Linked DNA regions of Homo sapiens: region 2 is linked to region 1. Evidence: read pairs that join two places in POLR2A ChIA-PET (ENCODE). Cell type or tissue: A673. All regions are shown on one strand. Links, peaks and the distances in the headings refer to the core of each region. The heading gives the core; the rest is flanking DNA.

Region 1 (10,017 bases), core at 2,746-7,745:
GTGAGCCACTGCACTTGGCCTATTTTTCTTTTTTTTTTTTGAGATGGAGTCTCACTTTGTCACCCAGGCTGGCATGTGATGGCTTGATCTCAGCTCACTGCAACCTCCGCCTCCCGGGTTCAAGCAATTCTCCCTCGCTCAAGTGATTCTCCCACCTCAGCCTCCCAGTAGCTAGGACTACAGGTGCATGCCACCACAGCCAGCTATTTTTTGTTAGTCACTTCTCAAAAATGAAAGAGGGCTGGATGCAGTGTCTCACGCCTATAATCCCAATGTCTTGGGAGGCTGAGGTGGGAGAATTGCTTGAGCCCAGGAGTTTGAGACTAGTCTGAGCAACATAAGGAAACATGTCTCCATAAAAAATAAAAAAAAATTAGCCAGGCATGGTGGTGCATGCCTGTAGTCCCAGCTACTCAGGAGGCTGAGGTGTGAGGTGTGAGGATTGATTGAGCCCTGGAGGTCGAGGCTGCAGTGAGCCATGATCTCGCCACTGTGCTCCAGCCTGGGCAACAGAGTGAGACTCTGTCTGGAAAAAGTAAAAATACATAATAAAATAGTAAATGGTAGTGCTTTTGATATATACTGCTGATTTTTTTTTTTTTGACAGTCTTGCTCTGTCGCCCAAGCTGGAGTGCAGTGGTGCGATATCAGCTCACAGCAAACTCTGCCTCTCGGGTTCAAGTGATTCTCCTGCCTCAGCCTCCCGAGTAGCTGGGATTAGAGGCACCTGCCACTATGCTGGCTAATTTTTGTATTTTTAGTAGAGACGAGGTTTCACCATGTTGGCCAGGCTGGTCTCGAACTCCTGACCTCAGGTGGTCCATCTGCCTCAGCCTCTCAAAATGCTGGGATTACAGGCATGAGGCACCGTGCCCAGCCATCAAATACAACCTATAGGAAAAAGATTAAAGTGTCCATCTAAGTCAACACAATTTTCATTATTGTTTTTAAAAGTTCTATATGAAACCCAGAATATAAAACGTATAAAATTTTACATTAAGTAGATCCTCTTACTGGATCCTCTTACTAGACTGTGATTTCTTTTCCACCTAGAGACTGGAGAAAATGGACAATTGTCAAGGAAAAAGAGAAAGAGAAGGGAAGTAATAGTATATGTGGGAAGGGGAGTGGCCCTTAAAACCACAGCCCTCATTAGGGAGAGACCGTTAGAACTATAAATACCAGATCAGTTCACAACAAAGAAAACAAAATACAGTTAAGCATCCACATTTGGGGGTGGTGGGGAGTGCAATGATAGTGAATGAGAATATCAATATTATCCATTTTCCTTTTAGACATTAAGAGCTTTACAAGCATGAATTTAAGTTCCCAAATTAGTTGCCAAATATTTAGCTTTTCCAGCCCCAAGTTTCTGATCTCGAAAATGAAAGCGGACAGGCAACTTGAATATTCGTTCTATGCTTCTGTGACCTGTGTGATTTATGGTTTAATAGTATTTATTTATTTATTTATTTATTTATTTTTGAGACAGAGTCTTGCTCTGTCCCAGGCTGGAGTGCAGTGGCGTTATCTTGGCTGACTGCAACCTCTGCCTTCCGGGTTCAAGAATTCTCCTGCCTCAGCCTCCCGAGTAGCTGGGATTACAGGCAGGTACCACTATGCCTGGCTAATATTTGTATTTTTAGTAGAGACGGGCTTTCACCATACTGGCCAGGCTGGTCTCAAACTCGTGACCTCGTGATCCACCCACCTTGGCCTCCCAAAGTGCTGGGATTACAAGCATGAGCCTCCACACCAGGCCACTTTTTTTTTTTTTGAGATGGAGTCTCGCTCTGTTGCTCAGACTGGAGTGCAGTGGCCCGATCTTGGCTCACTGCAACCTCTGCCTCCCGGGTTCAAGCAATTCTCCTGCCTTAGCCTCCTGAGTCACTGGGATTACAGGTGCGTGATACCACGCCTGGCTACTTTTTGTATTTTTAGTAGAGATGGGATTTTACCATGTTGGTCAAGCTGGTCTCGAACTCCTGACCTCATGATCTGCCCGCCTTGGCCCCCCAAAGTGCTGGGATTATAGGCGTGAGCCACTGTGCCTGGCCCGGTTTAATAGTCTTTTTAATAAGGAGAGCTAAGAATTCTTTTGTCTCTTGTGGTATAAGTGATTGTTATTGACTACCAAGAATAAAGGGAAATAATTCTCTAGTCTCCATGAAGTGCCCCCGTTGCAGGAGAGGACGTGAGGGGTTAACACCTCTCTCTCTCCCTGACAGCTGAGGCATTCTGGCTTCTGTTATAATGAGCAGGGGGTGATTTGTCACCTGCTCCTTGCCACTAATGCCCACAAGTTGATTGGTTTCAGGCAGTTTACCTCCCAAGGGGCTGAAGCACATAAATTCACAGTGGAGGCTCTGTCTTATTACCTCATCTGCTAGGACGTCATCTATCCACCTTCCTCCTTAGACAAGACTGATGGAAGTTTCCTTAGCATGCAGAGTTGTTAGTTCTTCGTGTTCCTCCCTGGGGAAGGCTTCTGCTTCCCTTTATGAGGTCTTCAGGGCACCAGTGCATTTTGTGGTGCTGTTCTCAGTTTGATATAAGTTATAACAATCCTGAGTCAATTTCTTTTGCTCAACAAGTCTTTGTAAAAAGGCTGCTCTGCAAAGGTTTCTGCTAGGTGCTGTCAGGAAACGAAACAGGAATAGGATATAACAAGAATGCATCAGTTAGGGATTGCCTTTGGCTGCATATAACAGGAAGCACAAAATAATAGTGACTTGGCCGGGCGTGGTGGCTCATGCCTGTAATCCCAGCACTTTGGGAGACCGAGGCAAGGGGATCATGAGGTCAGGAGATTGAGACCATCCTGACTAACATGGTGAAACCCTGTCTCTAATAAAAATAAAAAAATTAGCCAGGCGTGGTGGCACACACCTGTAGTCCCAGCTACTCGGGAGGGCGAGGCAGGAGAATTGCTTGAACCTGGGAGGCGGAGGTTGCAGTGAGCGGAGATCATGCCAGTGCACTCCGGCCTGGGAGACAGAGCAAGACTCTGTCTCAAAATAGTAATGATAATAATAATAATAGTGACTCAAACTAAAAGGGTTTATGAAAAAGCAGCATGGGACTGGTGGTTTTTGGAGTTTCCCAGCTGGATGCTGTGGTTGAGGTCTCAGTGTCTCCTGCCTGCCTTCCCTCTGGTCCCAAGGTAGCTGCCGGAGCTGCAGCCATGCCACCACAGATAGGAGGAAATGGGAAGCACAGAGGACACAGACAAGTTTGTACTCCCCACGTCCCCCCCACTTTTTTTTTTTTTTTTTTTTTTTTTTTGAGACAGTTTTGTTCTGTTCCACAGGCTGGAGTGCAGTGGTGCAATCTTGGCTCAGTGCAACCTCTACCTCCTGGGCTCAAGTGATTTTCCTGTCTCGGTACCCCAAGTAGCTGGAACTACAGGCGCACACCACCACACCCAGCTAATTTTTGTATTTTTTGTAGAGACGGAGTTTTGCTGTGTTGCCCAGGATGGTCTTGAACTCCTGAGCTCAAGCAATCCTCCCACCTCAGCCTCCGAAAGTGCTGAGATTACAGGCATGAGCCACCACGCCCAGCCCACAGAACTTTTATCATCTTGCAAAACTGTGGAGGGGAGGGAAAAAAGCTTCTCCCCTACCCTTCCAGGTTTACCAGCTGGGGCCCTGGAAATTAAACTGACAAAAGACAGATTAACAAGACAAAAACAAACATAAGTTTGTTAACATGTGCACTGTGCATACACAGGGAGCACTCAGGGATGAGTAACTCAAAGGGGTGGTTAGACATAAGCTTGTATTGCATCTTGACAAAGAACAATATATTCTTAGAGAAGTGATGAGACAGAGGAAAAGATGTCTAGGCTTTTCTAAACAGCAATCCGTGGGAAGGTGAAGATGTGCAGGGAAACTTGGGAAGGAAGATTGTTGTTTTGGCAAGGTTTGTTACCCAGATTCCCCTTGGGTGCTGTCTCTGGGCCAAAAAGAGCCTCAGGTGATTAAGCCTCTAAGCCTGCTTTTAGGCAAATGAGGGGGAGGACAGAGAGCTTTTTTGGCATCTGCTGCTTCTCAATTATTGAGTCTTTGGCTCAAAATAATAATTATGTCAAAAGACATGTTTTGGGATAACACTTTTTTTTTTTGAGACGGAGTCTCGCTCTGTCGCCCAGGCTGGAGTGCAGTGGCACGATCTCGGCTAACTGCAACCTCTGCCTCCCAGGTTCAAGTGATTCTCCTGCCTCAGCCTCCTGAGTAGGTGGGACTATAGGCGCCCACCACCATGCCTGGCTAATTTTTACATTATTGGTAGAGACGGGGTTTCACCATATTGGCCAAGCTGGTCTTGAACCCCTGACCTTGTGATCTGTCCACCTGGGCCTCCCAAAGTGCTGGGATTACAGGTGTGAGCCACCACGCCCAGCCGGGATAACACTTTTTTTTGAGACAACATCTCACTTTGTTACCCAGGCTGGAGTGCAGTGGCTTGATCATGCCTCACTGCAGCCTCAACCTCCTGGGCTTAGGTGATCCTCCCACTTGAGCCTCCAGATTAGCTGTTACTACAGGCATGCAATCTGCCCACCTCCACCTCCCAAAGTGCTATGATTACAGGCATGAGCCACTGCAAGCGTCCTGGGATAGCACATTCTGATGCCCTACGAATGAAACCCTGTACCCATTAAATAATAATTCCCCATTTTTCCTGGCTTTGTTTTGTGGTACAAAATATATATATATTTGGCCGGGCTCAGTGGCTCACGCCTGTAATCTCAGCACTTTGGGAGGCTAAGGCAGGGGATCACAAGGTCAGGAGATGGAGACCATCCTGGCCAACATGGTGAAACCCTGTCTCTACTAAAATTACAAAAATTAACTGGGTGTGGTGGAACATGCCTGTAATCCCAGCTGCTCAGGAGGCTGAGGCAGGAGAATTGCTTGAATCTGGGAGGCGGAGATTGCAGTGAGCCGAGATCGTGCCACTGCACTCCAGCATGGCGACAGGGCGAGACTCTGTCTCAAAAAAAAAACAAAACAAAACACAAACTATATATATATATATATATATAATGTTAGAGACTTTCAAATATGTGTCTTGTTCTCTTGAATTATCCATTGCGGGGGTGAGGAGTAAGTGAGGGACCCAACCCAAACAGTTAGTTCTCCCCATTTACCCCAATCCTGGCTTCTGTCCTCCATCCTACCTACTTGCTGGAGCTCACCACACTTACATAATGTTCGTAATTAGGTGAACGTGCTCTCCACTGGTATGTGTTTCCCGCAAGTGTACTGAAATTTCTCATCTGTTGGTCACCACTTTCTCCTGCACCACCACCTCATTCTTGCTTTATTTGGATTTATTCACTCCTGTGCCTCTGAATTCTGTATCATGAGGCCTCATCAGGTGAGAGGTAGGTATGTATGATTGGTCTGCCATCCTGAATTGAAATTCCTTATTTTTTTAAAACCACTACTTAGTTTTCTGTATTAAAAAGGTGCTATAGTTTATTTAAATTTCCCTTTTGATGAACATTTAGGTTGTTTCCATTTTTCCATTGTGATAAACAATACTTCTATAAACACTTGTATACATGCATGAATGTTTCTATGGGATAGCTTTTTGGAAATGTAATTGTTGTCATAAAGTACATGCATACTGTAAAATGTTGATAGATGCTTCAAAGGGTTCATCTAAAAATTCCATAAAAATTTTCTACCAAAATTGTATGGGGATATGGTCTTCCTCCCCTTTCCATATATGTACATATGCATTGGTCTGCACTGTATGTTATTAATCTTTAATATTTATGCCCATCTAAATAGTTTAAATGATATCTCACTGTTTTACTTTACATTTATCTGATAACTATTAAGAGAAAGCATCTTTTATTGACCATCCATATATATACAGTTGTTTTTTTTTTTGAGATGTTGTCTTGCTCTGTTGCCCAGGCTGGAGTACAATGGTGCGATCTTGGCTCACTGCAACCTCTGCCTCCCGGGTTCAAGCAATTCTCCTGCCTCAGACTCCCGAGTAGCGGGGATTACAGGTGCCTGCCACCACACCTGGCTATTTTTTTGTATTTTTAGTAGAGAAGAGGTTTCACCATATTGGCCAGGCTGGTCTCGAACTCCTGATCTCAGGCCTCTCAAAAGTGCTGGGATTACAGGTGTGAGCCACCGTGCCCGGCCAGTTTATTTTCTTTATAACTTGTGTATTTCATGTCCTAATTAGTAAATACTTTACCATCTAAGACTTATAGAAATATACTCCCTTGGGGCTAGGCACTGTGGCTCATGCCTGTAATCCCAGCACTTTGGGAGGCTGAGGCAGGTGGATCACGAGGTCAAGAAATCGAGACCATCTTGGCCAACATGGTGAAACCCCATCTTTACTAAAAATACAAAAATTAGCTGGGCGTGGTGGCGTGTGTCTGTAGTCCCAGCTATTCGGGAGGCTGAGGCAGGAGAATCACTTGAACCTGGGAGGCTGAGGTTGCAGTGAGCCGAGATCGCACCATTGCACTCCAGCCTGGGCGACAGAGCGAGACTCCATCTCAAAAAAAGGAAGGAAGGAAGTAAGGAAGGAAGGAAAGAGAAATATACTCCCTTGGTTTCTTTCAGTGCTTTTGTAATATGCTTACATCTAGGACCTTAATCAATAAAATAAATTTTAAGGGTGTGTGATCTGAGGAAAATATTGCAGTTTTTCCACAGAGATCATTGTTTCAACACTATTATTTTAAAAATAATCCATTCTGTGGTGGCTCATGCCTGTAATCCCAACGCTTTGGGAGAGCGAGGTGGGAGGATTTCTTGAGCTCAGGAGTTCGAGACCAGCTTGGGCAACATAGTGAGACCCTGTCTCTATAAGAAATAAACAAAATTAGTTGGGCATGGTGGTGTGCACCTATAATCTACTCAGTGGCTGAGGTGGGAGATTTGCTTGAGCACATGAGGTCAAGGCCTGGGCAACAGAGCAAGAGCCTGGCTTTAAAACCAACAATAAATAAAAAATTACTGTGACCTTTGTCATGTACTAAACTCCCATTTGTTGAGTTGCCTCCATCAGTGCGAAAGCCACTAATTTTCGTTTCAATGCCGTTGGCTACTTTGACTTGTGATAGGATTGTGTGCTCTCATTCTTCCTCTCCTTCAACATTTTCCTGGCAGATTTTCTTTCCTTCATTTTCTTTTTTCTTTTCTTTTCTTTCTTTCTTTTTTTTTTTTTTTTTTTTTTTGAGACAGGTCTTTCCCAGGCTAGAGGGCAGGGTCTTGCCTAGGCTGGAGTGTAGTGGTGTGATCTTGGCTGACTGCAGCCTTGACCTCCCAGGTTCAAGCAATCCTCCCACTTCAGCTTCCTGAGTTTCTGGGACCACAGGTGAGGTGCATGCCACTATGCCTGGCTAATTTTGTTTATTGTTTGTAAGGGTAGGGGCCTCACTATGTTGCCCAGCCGGGTCTCAAACTCCTAGACTCAATAGATTAGCCTGCCTTGGCCTCCCAAAGTGCTGGGATTACAGACATGAGCCACCGCAGCAGGCCTATTTTCTTTTCTTTTCTTTTCTTTTTGAGACAGAGTTTTGCTCTTGTCGCCTAGGCTGGAAAGCAGAGGTGAGATCTCGGCTCACTGCAACCTCTGCCTCCCAGGTTCAAGCAATTCTGCCTCGGCCTCCGGAGTAGCTGGGATTACAGGCATGTGCTACCACGCCCCGCTAATTGTTGTTGCTGAGACAGAGTCTTGCACTGTTGCCCAGGCTGGAGTGCAGGGGCACAATATTGGCTAATTGCAACCTGCGCTTCCCAGGTTAAAGAGATTATTGTGCCTCAGCCTCCTGAGTAGCTGGGATTAGAAGTGCCTGACACCACACCTGGCTAATTTTTGTATTTTTAGTAGAGACGGGGTTTCACCATGTTGGCCAGGCTGGTCTTGAACTCCTGACCTCAGGTGATCCACCCACCTAGGTCTCCCAAAGTGCTGGCTTAATGCAATAGGAGGGAAAAAACCAGGGAGTATGAATAATAAAATAGATGACTGTCTTACACACAAAATGCATGACGGTTATTTATGCATTTTATATAACGGAAAAACTAGTGGAACTAACAGGAAAGTTCCATAAGATGGACAGATATAGTTCGAACAAACAATAACCACTGGCTTTTTTTTTTTTTTGAGACGGAGTCTCACTCTGTTGCCCATGCTGGAGTACAATGGTGTGATCTCGGCTCACTGCAACCTCCGCCTACCAGGTTCAAACGATTCTCCTGTCTCAGCCTCCCGAGTAGCTGGGACTACAGGCGCCTGCCACCACTCCTGACCACCCTGGCCAGGCTGGTCTCGAATTCCTGACCTCAGGAGATCCGCCCCCTGCCTGCAAAACATTGCTCCTAACTCCACCTCCTATCCCAAAACCTATAAGAACTAATGATAATCAGCCAGGCACGGTGGCTCAGGCCTGTAATCCCAGCACTTCGGGAGGCCGAAGCAGCCAGATCACGAGGTCAGAAGATCGAGACCATCCTGGCTAACACAGTGAAACCCCGTCTCTAGTAAAAATACAAAAAAATTAGCTGGGCCTGGTGGTGGGTGCCTGTAGCCCCAGCTACTCGGGAGGCTGAGGCAGGAGAATGGCGTGAACCTGGGAGGCAGAGCTTGCAGTGAGCTGAGATTGTGCCACTGCACTCCAGCCTGGGTGACAGAGCAAGACTCCGTCTCAAAAAAGAAAAAAAATTATAATTTTGTACTCTGATATACTCGTCACTGTAAACAGCAAAAATCAAATGGGCACATCTGTAATAAAATAATACATTCAAATAAAAGATATTATAAAATATTTCTTTGGCAATAAAAAGCTTCTAACTTCTCCTGTAGTTAACATTCTAAATTCTGAGAAAAAAATTGTCAGGCCTCTGAGCCCAAGCTAAGCCATCATATCCCCTGTGACCTGCAGGATATGCTCCAGATGGCCTGAAGCAACTGAAGATCCACAAAAGAAGTGAAAATAGCCTTAACTGATGACATTCCTACACTGTGATTTGTTCCTGCCCCACCCTAACTGATCAATGTACTTTGTAATCTCCCCCACCCTTAAGAAGGTTCTTTGTAATTCTCCCCACCCTTGAGAATGTACTTTGTGAGATCCACCCCCTGCCCACAAAACATTGCTCCTAACCCCACCACCTATCCCAAAACCTATAAGAACTAATGATAATCAGGGGGGCACGATGGCTCAGGCCTGTAATCCCAGCACTTTGGGAGGCCGAGGCAGCCAGATCACGAGTTCAGAAGATCGAGACCATCCTGGCTAACACAGTGAAACCCCGTCTCTAGTAAAAATACAAAAATTTAGCTGGGCGTGGTGGCGGGTGCCTGTAGTCCCAGCTACTCGGGAGGGTGAGACAGGAGAATGGCGTGAACCCGGGAGGCGGAGCTTGCAGTGAGCTGAGACTGCGCCAGTGCACTCCAGCCTGGGTGACAGAGCGAGACTCCATCTCCAAAAAAGAAAAAGAACCAATGATAATCCCACCACCCTTTGCTGACTCTCCTTTCGGACTCAGCCCGTCTGCACCCAGGTGAAATAAACAGCCTTGTTACTCACACAAAGCCTGTTTGGTGGTGTCTTCACCCGGACGCATGTGACAAAAATGTCCATAGAATCTTGGGGCAAAAACATTTCCAAACGATATAAAATTCAGTCTGTTTATTGAGATAGAGGAAATTTATCTTGTATGAAGCTACCTAGCTACTCAAAAGCAGTTGAATATTGTGTTTTAGCAATTACAAAAAGAGTACCAATCTTAGATAAAACGTAACCTTCAGGATAGTAGAAGTGTGGAATCTACCAGATTGCTCACTGTGGGGATGAAACCCAATCCGCATGCTGTGCCCAGGATCCTGTGAATAAATCTCTTCTAAGGCATGGAAATGGCATCACTAATTCTTGAGTAGTCTGACAATGTGCCTATTCATAATCAAAAATTTCTTTTTTTTTTCTTCTTGAGACAGGGTCTTGCTCTGTTGCCCAGGTTGGAGTGC
Region 2 (10,017 bases), core at 2,352-7,351, 64 kb before region 1:
GACCTTTCACCTGGACAAGATGCCGAGGTGGAAGACAGTGATACAGATGATCCTGAGTATCTTAGTTTTTTTTTTTTTGTTTTTTTTTTTTTTGAGACGAAATCTCACTCTTGCCCCCAGGCTGGAGTGCAATGGCACGATCTCGGCTCACTGCAACCTCTGCCTCCTGGGTTCAAGCGATTCTCCTGCCTCAGCCTCCCGAGTAGCTGGGATTACAGGCGCCTGCCACTACGCCCGGCTACTTTTTGTATTTTTAGTAGAGACAGGGTTTCACCATGTTGGCCAGGATGGTCTTGAACTCCTGACCTCAGGTGATCTGCCTGCCTCGGCCTCTCAAAATGCTGGGATTACAGGCATGAACCACTGCGCCTGGCCAAGTATCTTAGTTTTTAACAAAAAGTTTAAAAAGTAAAAACAAAAGTAATAAATTTTTAAAATAGAAAAGGCTTACAAAATAACAGGAAGAAAGTATTTCTATACATCTGTACAATGTGTTTGTGTTTTAAGCTAAGTACTATAAGAGTCAAGAAATTTAAAAATTATGAACTTCATAAAGTAAAAAAGCTACACGGTTTCTAATACAGATGCAAGAAAAAAGTGTCTTCGCTGTCTGACTGTAGCAGCCAAGACTGGATTGAAGAATTGGGGGTTAGGGGAGAGTAAGCTAAGGTTAAGTTATTATTGAAGAAAAATTTTTCTATAAATTTAGTGTAGCCTAACTGTACAGTGTTTATACACAGTCTACAATAGTGCACAATAATGTCCTAGGCCTTCACATTCACTCACCACTCACTCACCCAGAGCAACTTCCAATCCTGCAAGCTCCATTCATGGTAAGTGCCCTAATACAGGTGGACCATTTCTGTATCTTTTATACCAGGTTTTCACTGTACTTTCTCTGTGTTTACATACATAATTACTTACCATTGTGTTCCAACTGTCTACAGTATTCAGTTCAGTCACATACTATACAGGTTTGCAGCCTAGGAGCAAATAGGCTTACCATTTAGCCTAAGTGTGTCAAAGGCTACACCATCTAAGTTTTGTGCAAGTATGCTCTATAATGCTCACCTAACAACGCAGTTCTCAGAACATATTCTCATCATTAAGCAACACATGCTGGAAAAATAAGTAAGACTGAAATTAAAGGGTAAAAAAGGATATACCCTACACATACTAACCAAAGGAAAACACTGCAGCAACATTAATATCAAGCTAAATAAACTTTACCTCTAATAATACTGGCCCCTTAAAAAGAACACTTAATAGTGGTTTTCTTTTTTTTCCCCCGCTTTGAAGACAGGATCTTACTCTGTCACCCAGGCTAAGTGCAGCGGTATGATCAGGGTTCCTGAGTGCAGCCTTCACCTCTCAGGCTCAGGTGATCCACCCACATTACCCTCCCGAGTAGCTGGGACTACAGGTGTGTGCCACCACACACAGCTAATTTTTTTAAATTTTCTGTAGAGATGGGGTCTTGCTATGTTGCCCAGGCTGGTCTCAAACTCTAGACTCAAGTGATCCTCCCACCTCAAGCCTCCCAAACTGCTGGGATTACAGTGATTTTAAAAGACCTGGTTGATACATAGCTCTAAATACCAATGCATCTAAGAACACACCCTCATAAGATAATGTATAAAGCAAAAGGTATCGGAACTAAGGAAAAACTGACAAATGCAAAATCAAAGTATTAATACATCTCTTTCAATAACCAACAGAACAAGCTGAAAAGTTTCTGCACAGCAAAGGAAACAAATGACAGAGTGAAGAGACAACCTGTTGAATGGGAAATGATATGTGCAAACCATTCATGACAAAGGACTAAAATCCAGAATATGCAACAAGCTCAAATAACCAACAATTAAAAAATAATAATAATAATCCCACTAAAAAGTGGGCAAAGGACATCAAAAAACATACAAATGGCCAAATGATATATGAAAAAATGCTCACATCAGTAATCATCAGGTAAATACAAATCAAAACTACAATGAGATAGCACCTTACCACAGTTAGGATAACTATTATTAAAAACACAAACAACAGAAGATGGCAAGGATGCGGAGAAAAGGGAACTCTTATACACTGGGATGGAAATTAGTAAAGCCATTATGAAAAACAGTACGGAGATTTCTCAAAACACTAAAAATAGAACTACTACATACTTCAGCAATCCCACTACTGGCTATTTATCCAAAGGAAAAGAATTCAGTATTATCAAAGGGATACATACACTCACCTGTTTACCACAGCACTATTTACAAAAGCAAAGATATAGAATCAACCTAAGTATCCATCAATGAGCAGAGAGATAAAGAAAACGTGGCATGTATACACAATGGAATGCTATTCAGCCAGAAAGAAGAATAAAATGTTTGCAGCAACATGGGTGAAGCTGGAGGTCATTATGTTAAGTGAAATAAGCCATGCCAGGCATAGAAGGACAAATAACACATGTTCTAACAAATACATGGGAGCTATAAAAAAAAAAAAAAAAAGTTGACCTCATGGAAATAGAAAATACAATAACAGGTATCAGAGGCTGGGAAGGGTGAGGAAGAGAGGTTGGTTAATGGGTACAAACATACAGTTAGAAAGTTCTAATGTTCTCTAGCAGAGTAGGGTCACCATAGTTAGCAAATATATACTGTATATCTCAAAGTAGCTAAAAGAGAAGGCTTGAAATGTTACCAGCACACAGCAATGACAAATACTCAACGAGGCGCAGTAGTTCACACCTGCAATCCCAGCACTTTGGGAGGCTGAGGCAGGCGGATCACCTGAGGTCAGGGGACCCAGACCAGAATGGCCAACATGGTGAAACCCTGTCTCTACTAAAATTACAAAAATTAGCCCAGCATGGTGGCACACACCTGTAATCCCAGCTTACTCAGGAGGCTGAGGCGGGAGAATTGCTTGAACCCAGGAGGCAAGAGGTTCCAGCAAGCCAAGATCGCACCGCCGCACTCCAGCCTGAGCAACAGAGCGAGACTCCATCTCAAAAACAAAAAGATAAAATACTCAAGGTGATGGATGCTCCAGGTACCCTGACTTGATCATTATACATTCTATGCATGCAACAAGTATTCATATGCATCCCATAAAGATGTAAAATATTATGTATTAATAAAAGGAAAAGATTGTTAGGAATTTAGCAAAGTATTTTTAGGCAAAGGCTTAAAACAGACACATAACATCTCAACATAAGCAAGAACATACAGTTCCACAACTTGCTTCTCTTATTAAATGTTACATTTTTTGTGTAATATAGTTGGCCCTTGGCCTCTTATCCCTTCAGCTCCACATCTGTGGATTCAACTAACCTCAGATTTTCAACATTTGGGAAATGATGGTTTCATCTGTACCAAACACATAAAGTTTTTTCCTTGTAGTTATTCCCTCAACAATACAGTATAACTATTTGTATAGCATTTACACTGTATTACATACTAGGAGTAATTTAGAGATTAAAGTATACAGAAAGATATGCATAGATTATATGCAAATACTACACCATTTTATATAAGAAACTTGAGCATCCATGGATTTTGGTATCCATGGGGTGGGGTGCAGGCGGGGAGGCAGGCGGAGTGTGGGTCCTGGAACCAATTCCCTGATATGGAGGGATGGCTGTATGAATTTTTTTTCCTATCAACCTCTTATTATTAACAGTGGCACAATATTCCAGTGTATGGGTATAATGGTCATTTACTCTACCTTAACTCCATTATTGGACAGTTGTTTCTAATTTTTCTCGATCACAAACACTGATATAATGAAAAACCTTAAACATAACGTATTTGTATACTGTCCAAATTCATCTATACAATAAAATCCTAGCAGTGAAACTGCTGGATCAACAGAGCACATGCATTTTAAATTCTGTTTTAGTGCAGCCATCCTCCAAAAAGGTCCTAGCAAAGTACAGTTCCACCAACAATGCAAGTTATTTAAGGGCTATGCATTTAGGTGAACCTTTCCTTATGAACTAATATTTTATTAGAATCTCACTCTGTTGCCCAGGCTGGAGCGCAGTTGCACGATCATGGCTCACCGCAGCCTCGACTTCCCCAGCTCAACTGATCCTCCCACCTCAGCCTCCCGAGTAACTAAAACTACAGGCACAAGCCACCACACCCGGCTAATTTTTTTTTTTTTTTTTTTGAGGCGGAGTCTCGCTCTGTCACCCCAGCTAGAGTGCAGTGGCATGATCTTGGCTCACTGCAACCTCTGCCTCCTGGGCTCAAGCGATTCTCCTGCCTCAGCCTGCCGAGTAGCTGGGATTAAGGCATGGGCCATGATATCCGCTTAATTTTTGTATTTTTAGTAGAGATGAGGTATCGCCATGTTGGCCAGGCTGGTCTCAAACTCCTTACCTCAGGTGATCCTCCTGCCTTGGCCTCCCAAAGTGCTGGGATTACAGGTATTAGCCATCACGCCAGGCCAAATATAGACTCTCATAGAAGGTGAGTGAATGGTCAGTGGAGTTCCTTGTTAGGCCAGAAAAAATCTAACCGAGGCATCAGGCCTTGTGGATGGGCCTCAGTCAATTAACCCAACTGTTAAGAGTCCTTTCTATCTCCTTGAACTATAACACTGAACCCAGAATCTCTGCTTAGTGAGCCCACATCAATAAATTCTGCCTGATTCAACTTTATGTTCCTTCCACTGTTATACTATACCCCTAAGATCCATTGCCACAAATCAAATACTCCTCCAGGCTCCTGACTATACAGTGGCAAAACTATACAATCTTTTAGAGTGCAGCATACCTTTCTCATGGGTCACCTCACTCTCTGGGGCCTGCTGCAACTACAGTCCAGCCACAGATCTACAAGAAAGAAGGATTACAGGGCAGATTCTGAGGAAGACAGTACCGTGCTGGGCAACTACCCAAAGGGAGGCCAATTACAGGTTTTTCAGGCAAACGGAGATTAAGTTCCTCTGGGAAGGGTTGGAAAGGCTGCTTCTCCGGGAAAGGCAGCAGAGCAGCATTTAAGGATTTAAGGACTCCAGCTTAAACAGAATCTGACCATATGCCTCCAATCCAATTTTCAGGATTCCATTCCTACCAATCAATGATCTCACCCACAAATTAGGAATTACATTTGCATTTTTAGAGCAGTCACAGAAACCTTCGGGTCCCTTACGTGTAGCCTGAGCTAAAAATTTAAAAGCCTGAGCTGATCATTCTGCTTTGTATGGTTTGAACTTGGCTGAGCTGAACTACATTCCCCAGAATTTCCTTTCCTTTATGTTTCCAACTTGCATGGCTCACAAGAGATTTTTGTGCAGCAACTGAAGGGTGCAGAAGATAAAGCAACCACCCTGCAGCTTGCACACACTGTTGCTGCTCATCTTCTGACTCACCCCATTCGTGTGAGGCAGTGGTTGGCCTAGAATTGCAGCTGCATCCACTCCACCTTCCTCTGGGCTCTCCTTAAGCTTCTCTGCCTCCTGGGCTACATTTGCCAAGGATCCAACTCTTACAGGCCACCCACACAAGCAGGAACAAAGGCAACTAGAACTAGCATGGTTTCCATGTACCTTGCCTGTGGCTTCCTGTGTCCTCTTCTTCCCCACTTTACATCCATCTTCCTTTCTCAAATGACTGCCCTGTGGACTTCAAACTCCAGCATCAATCACAAAGACAACAGCCTGACAGAAACCGCTTAACGGCTGGGCACGGTGGCTCACGCCTGTAATCCCAGCACTTTGGGAGGCCGAGGCGGGTGGATCACGAGGTCAGGAGTTCAAGACCAGCCTGGCCAACATGGTGAAACCCCGTCTCCACTAAAAATACAAAAAAACTAGCCAGGCATGGTGGCGCACGCCTGTAGTCCCAGCTACTCGGGAGGCTGAGGCAGGAGAATCGCTTGAACCCAGGAGGCGGAGGTTGCAGTGAGCCAAGATTGTGCCACTGCACTCCAGCCTGGGCAATAGAGCAAGACTCCATCTCAAAAAAAAAAAAAACTGCTTAAGCCAGCTCCTCCTACACTGTGTGAACTCAAATCACTGTAACAAATGCCTTAATACATACACACACATATCCCATATACGTTTTCCTTTATCCATCCTAGGGGTTTCATTTTTCTAAACCTTATGTGATCCTGAAAAAAATATTACAATTAAAAGTCAACAAGGCCGGGCACGGTGGCTCACGCCTGTAATCCCAGGGAGGCCAAGGCAGGCGGATGACCTGAGGTGGGGAGTTCAAGACCAGCCTGACCAACATGGAGAAACCCGTTTCTACTGAAAATACAAAATTAGCTGGGTGTGGTGGTGCATGCCTGTAATCCCAGCTACTCAGGAGGCTGAGGCAGGAGAATTGCTTGATCCCACGAGGCGGAGGTTGCGATGAGCCAACATCGCGCCATTGCACTCCAGCCTGGGCAACAAGAGCGAAACTCTGTCTCAAAATAAATAAATAAAAGTCAACAAATTGTTACTTAATAATCACTGTATGACAAACACCTGTGCAGACAAGACATTTAACCAACCAGACACCCTCAATTTTCTTATTATTTAATTCTCGCTACTGCACAGGGTAGCTTGAGCCCTCACAATTCAGACACTGAGCTAGATACCAGAAAAGTAATTACAGGCAAAAACAGGAATGGTTCTGCTTTCATGAAACTCAGCCTTTGTGGGAAAACTAAAATTAATTAAATCACATAAACTAATATAACATTGTAATTCTGATAAGCACCAAGAGGACTTGACTGCAGAAAAGTCAAAAAAATTCAAGAACTTCAGACAGCCAGGCACGGTGACTCATGCCTGTAGTGCAGTGGCACAGGTGGGAGGCTGAGGCAGCACTTTGGGAGGCTGAGGCAGGTACACTGCTTGAGTTCAGGAGCTCGAGACCAGCCTGGGCAACAAGGCAAAATCCCGTCTCTACTAAAAATACAAAAATAAACTAGCCAGGCATGGTGGCACATGCCTGTAGTCTCAGCTACGCGGGAGGCTGAGATGGGAAGATCACCTGAGTCCGGGAAGGTCGAGGCTGCAATGAGCCAAAACTGTGCCACTGCACTACAGCCTAGGCAACTGGAGTGAGACCTCGTCTCAAAAAAACAACTTCAGGCTGGGCACGGTGGCTCACACCTGTAATCTCAGCACTTTGGGAGGCAGAGGAGGGCAGATCACTTGAGGTCAGGAGATGGCGACCAGTCTGGCCAACAAGGTGAAACCCTGTCTCTACTAAAAATACAAAAAAATTAGCCAGGCATGGTGGCACGCACCTGTACTCCCAGCTACTTGGGAGACTGAGGAGTGAGAATTGCTAGAACCTGGGAAGTGGAGACTGCAGTGAGCTGAGACCGCACCACTGCACTCCAGCCTGGGAGACAGAGCAAGACTGGGGAAAAAAAAAAAAACACTTCAGACAACTGATGCTTGTTGGAGTCGGTGATGAATATCAGTACAGTCCAATCTCTTTATCTTATGAAAATGTGCAAGCACGCACACAGAAAATTTCATTAAAAGTGATGCTTGAGCCAAACTCTAAAGACCAGGAATAACTGTTAACAAAGAAAGGCATTCCAGGCAGAGGAAAAGAACAAGTGCCAAGATTCCTGGTGGAGAATATGGTGAGCACAGGAGAATGAAGGAGGCCCCACACAACTGGAGCAAAGGAAAGCAAGGGGAAAAACAGTACAAGATGAGGCTGAGGCCCAAAAGTAATTAGTCATGCACCACCTAATGACATTTCTGTCAACACAACAGACCACATATACTACAGTGGATCCATATTATGAGGCTGTTTTAAGCTACGTGTTATTTAAAAAGACAGAAAGTTTAAAAAAAAGTTAAAAAGCTTATTAAGTTAAAAAAATTACAGTAAGCTAAGGTAAATTACTGAAGAAACTTTTTATAAATTTAGTGTAGCCTAACTGTAGTGTTTACATACAGTCTACGGTAGTGTACAGTAATGTTCTAGGCCTTCACATTCACTCACCACTCACTCACAGACTCAACCCAGAGCAACTTCCAGTCCTGACAGCTCCATTCATGGTTCAGTGCCCTACACAGGCATGCCATTTCTCTTTTATACCACATTTCTACTGTACTTTCTCTGTCCTTAGATATGTTTAGATAAATAAATACCTACACAGCACTGTGTTCCAATAGTCTACAGTATTCAGTTCAGTCATATGCTGTACAGGTTTGTAGCCTAGGAGCATTAAGCCATATTACATAGCCTAGGTGCCTAGTAGGTTGTCCCATATAGGTTTGTGTAAGTATACTCTATGAGGTACACAACGAGGTTCTCTGAATGTATCCCATTGTTAAGGGATGTAAAGCTATATGTACACCAACTATATGTGTACCCTTGAGGCTACATTATAAACTTTTGTCCTTAAGGCACTGGAAAGCCATTTAGAGTTTTTCTGTTTTGTTTTCTGAGACGGAGTCTCACTCTGTTGCCCAGTCTGGAGTGCAGGGGTGTGATCTCAGCTCACTGCAGCCTCCGCCTCCCAGGTTCAAGCAATTCTCCTGCCTCAGCCTCCTGAGTAGCTGGGATTACAGGCATGCGCCACCACACCTGGCTAATTTTTGTATTTTTAGTAGAGACGGGGTTTCACCATGTTGGCCAGGCTGGCCTCAAACTCCCAGCTTCAGGTAATCCGCCCACCTCAGCCTCCCAAAGTGCTGGGAGTACAGTACAGGTGTGAGCCACCGCACCCACCTGGCCACCATTTAGAGTTTTAAGTAAAAAGCTGACATGGTCAGATCTGCCTTTTAAAAATGTAATTTTTTTTTTTTTGAGATGGAGTCTCACTCTGTCACCCAGGCTGAAGTGCAATGGCGCGATCTCAGCTCACTGCAACCTCCACCTCCCAAGTTCAAGTGACTCTCATGAGGAGTAGCTGGGATTACAGGCGCAGGCCACCATGCCTGGCCAATTTTTGTATTCTTAGTAGAGACGGGTTTTTTTGTTGTTGTTGCTGTTGTTTTTGAGACGGAGTCTCCCTCTGTCACCCAGGCTGGAGTGCAGTGGCGCAATCTCAGCTCACTGCAGTCTCTGCCTCCCAGGTTCAAGTGATTCTCTTGCCTCAGCCTCCCGAGTAGCTGGGATTACAGGCACGCGCCACCACGCCAGGCTAATTTTTGTATTTTTAGCAGAGATGGGGTTTCACCACGTTGGTCAGGCTGTTCTTGAACTCCTGACCTCATGATCGGCCCACCTCAGCCTCCCAAAGTGCTGGGATTACAGGTGTGAGCCATCACACTGAGCCTGAAAATGTAATTTTTTTAGGCTGTATTGATGCCTGACGCCTGTAATCCCAAGTTTTTTGGGAAGCCCAGGTAAAAGAACTGCTTGGGGTCAGGAGTTCAAGATCATCCTGGGCAACACTGTGAGACCTCATCTCTACAAAAAATTAAAAAGTTTTAAAAAGAAAATGTAACATTTTGACACTAACAAAACTACAAATGTGTTTACCTTTCACCCCACATCTATCTTAAAGCTGTATCTGCACAAATAAAAAACAATATACCCACAAGGTTATTCATTGCCGCAATATTTATAACAGCCAAGAGAATATAAACAACCCAAATGTTCATCATTAGGAGATGAGTTGCAAGCACGCACTTCAATGAAGCGCTCTCCAGAATAAATTAAGTAAAAGGGAGCAGTGTGCATAGAACGGCAGAGCAGTGTGCATAGAACGCTGCCTATTGTGTAGGAAAGGGAAACAAAAATATACACATATGCTTACATTTGCAAAAATGAAATATCAGAAAAACAAAGCAAAAACAACTGGGGCAAGAGAGAAATTCGTGGAGGAACAGAATTAAAGTGAAGCTGTGAACATAACTTTTTAACACAGATCAGATTTTTTAACTACATAAATGTTCACATAAATGTTCTACATGTTAAAAAATACATTAAATAGGCCAGGCGCGGTGGCTCACGCCTGTAATCCCAGCACTTTGGCAGGCCGAGGCGGACAGATCACGAGGTCAGGAGATCGAGACCATCTTGGCTAACATAGTGAAACCCCGTCTCTA

What was found. ChIA-PET counts read pairs that join two places held together with the same protein. Peaks named below come from ENCODE experiments on the same cell type or tissue, not always from the same donor. Only the 100,000 strongest peaks of a DNase experiment are listed, where the experiment ranks them.
Region 2: POLR2A ChIA-PET joins it to region 1 with 8 read pairs; 4 of 35 experiments call an interaction of 5 or more read pairs at or near these places.

The regions. Positions count from the first base shown.
Region 1 is chr9:88,331,856-88,341,872 of GRCh38, reverse strand. No RefSeq gene overlaps it. Among named protein-coding and RNA genes, the nearest start is that of SPIN1, 52 kb to the left of the region's middle. RefSeq lists an enhancer at 2,248-3,107. In A673, for the core only: no CTCF peak of the experiment used is centred there; no DNase peak of the experiment used is centred there.
Region 2 is chr9:88,394,992-88,405,008 of GRCh38, reverse strand. All of the region lies in intron 1 of SPIN1 (spindlin 1), which reads right to left. Among named protein-coding and RNA genes, the nearest start is that of SPIN1, 12 kb to the right of the region's middle. RefSeq lists a silencer at 8,743-8,967 and enhancers at 8,611-9,111, 9,112-9,612. In A673, for the core only: no CTCF peak of the experiment used is centred there; a DNase peak (open chromatin) is centred at 5,388; H3K27ac peaks cover 1,681 bases.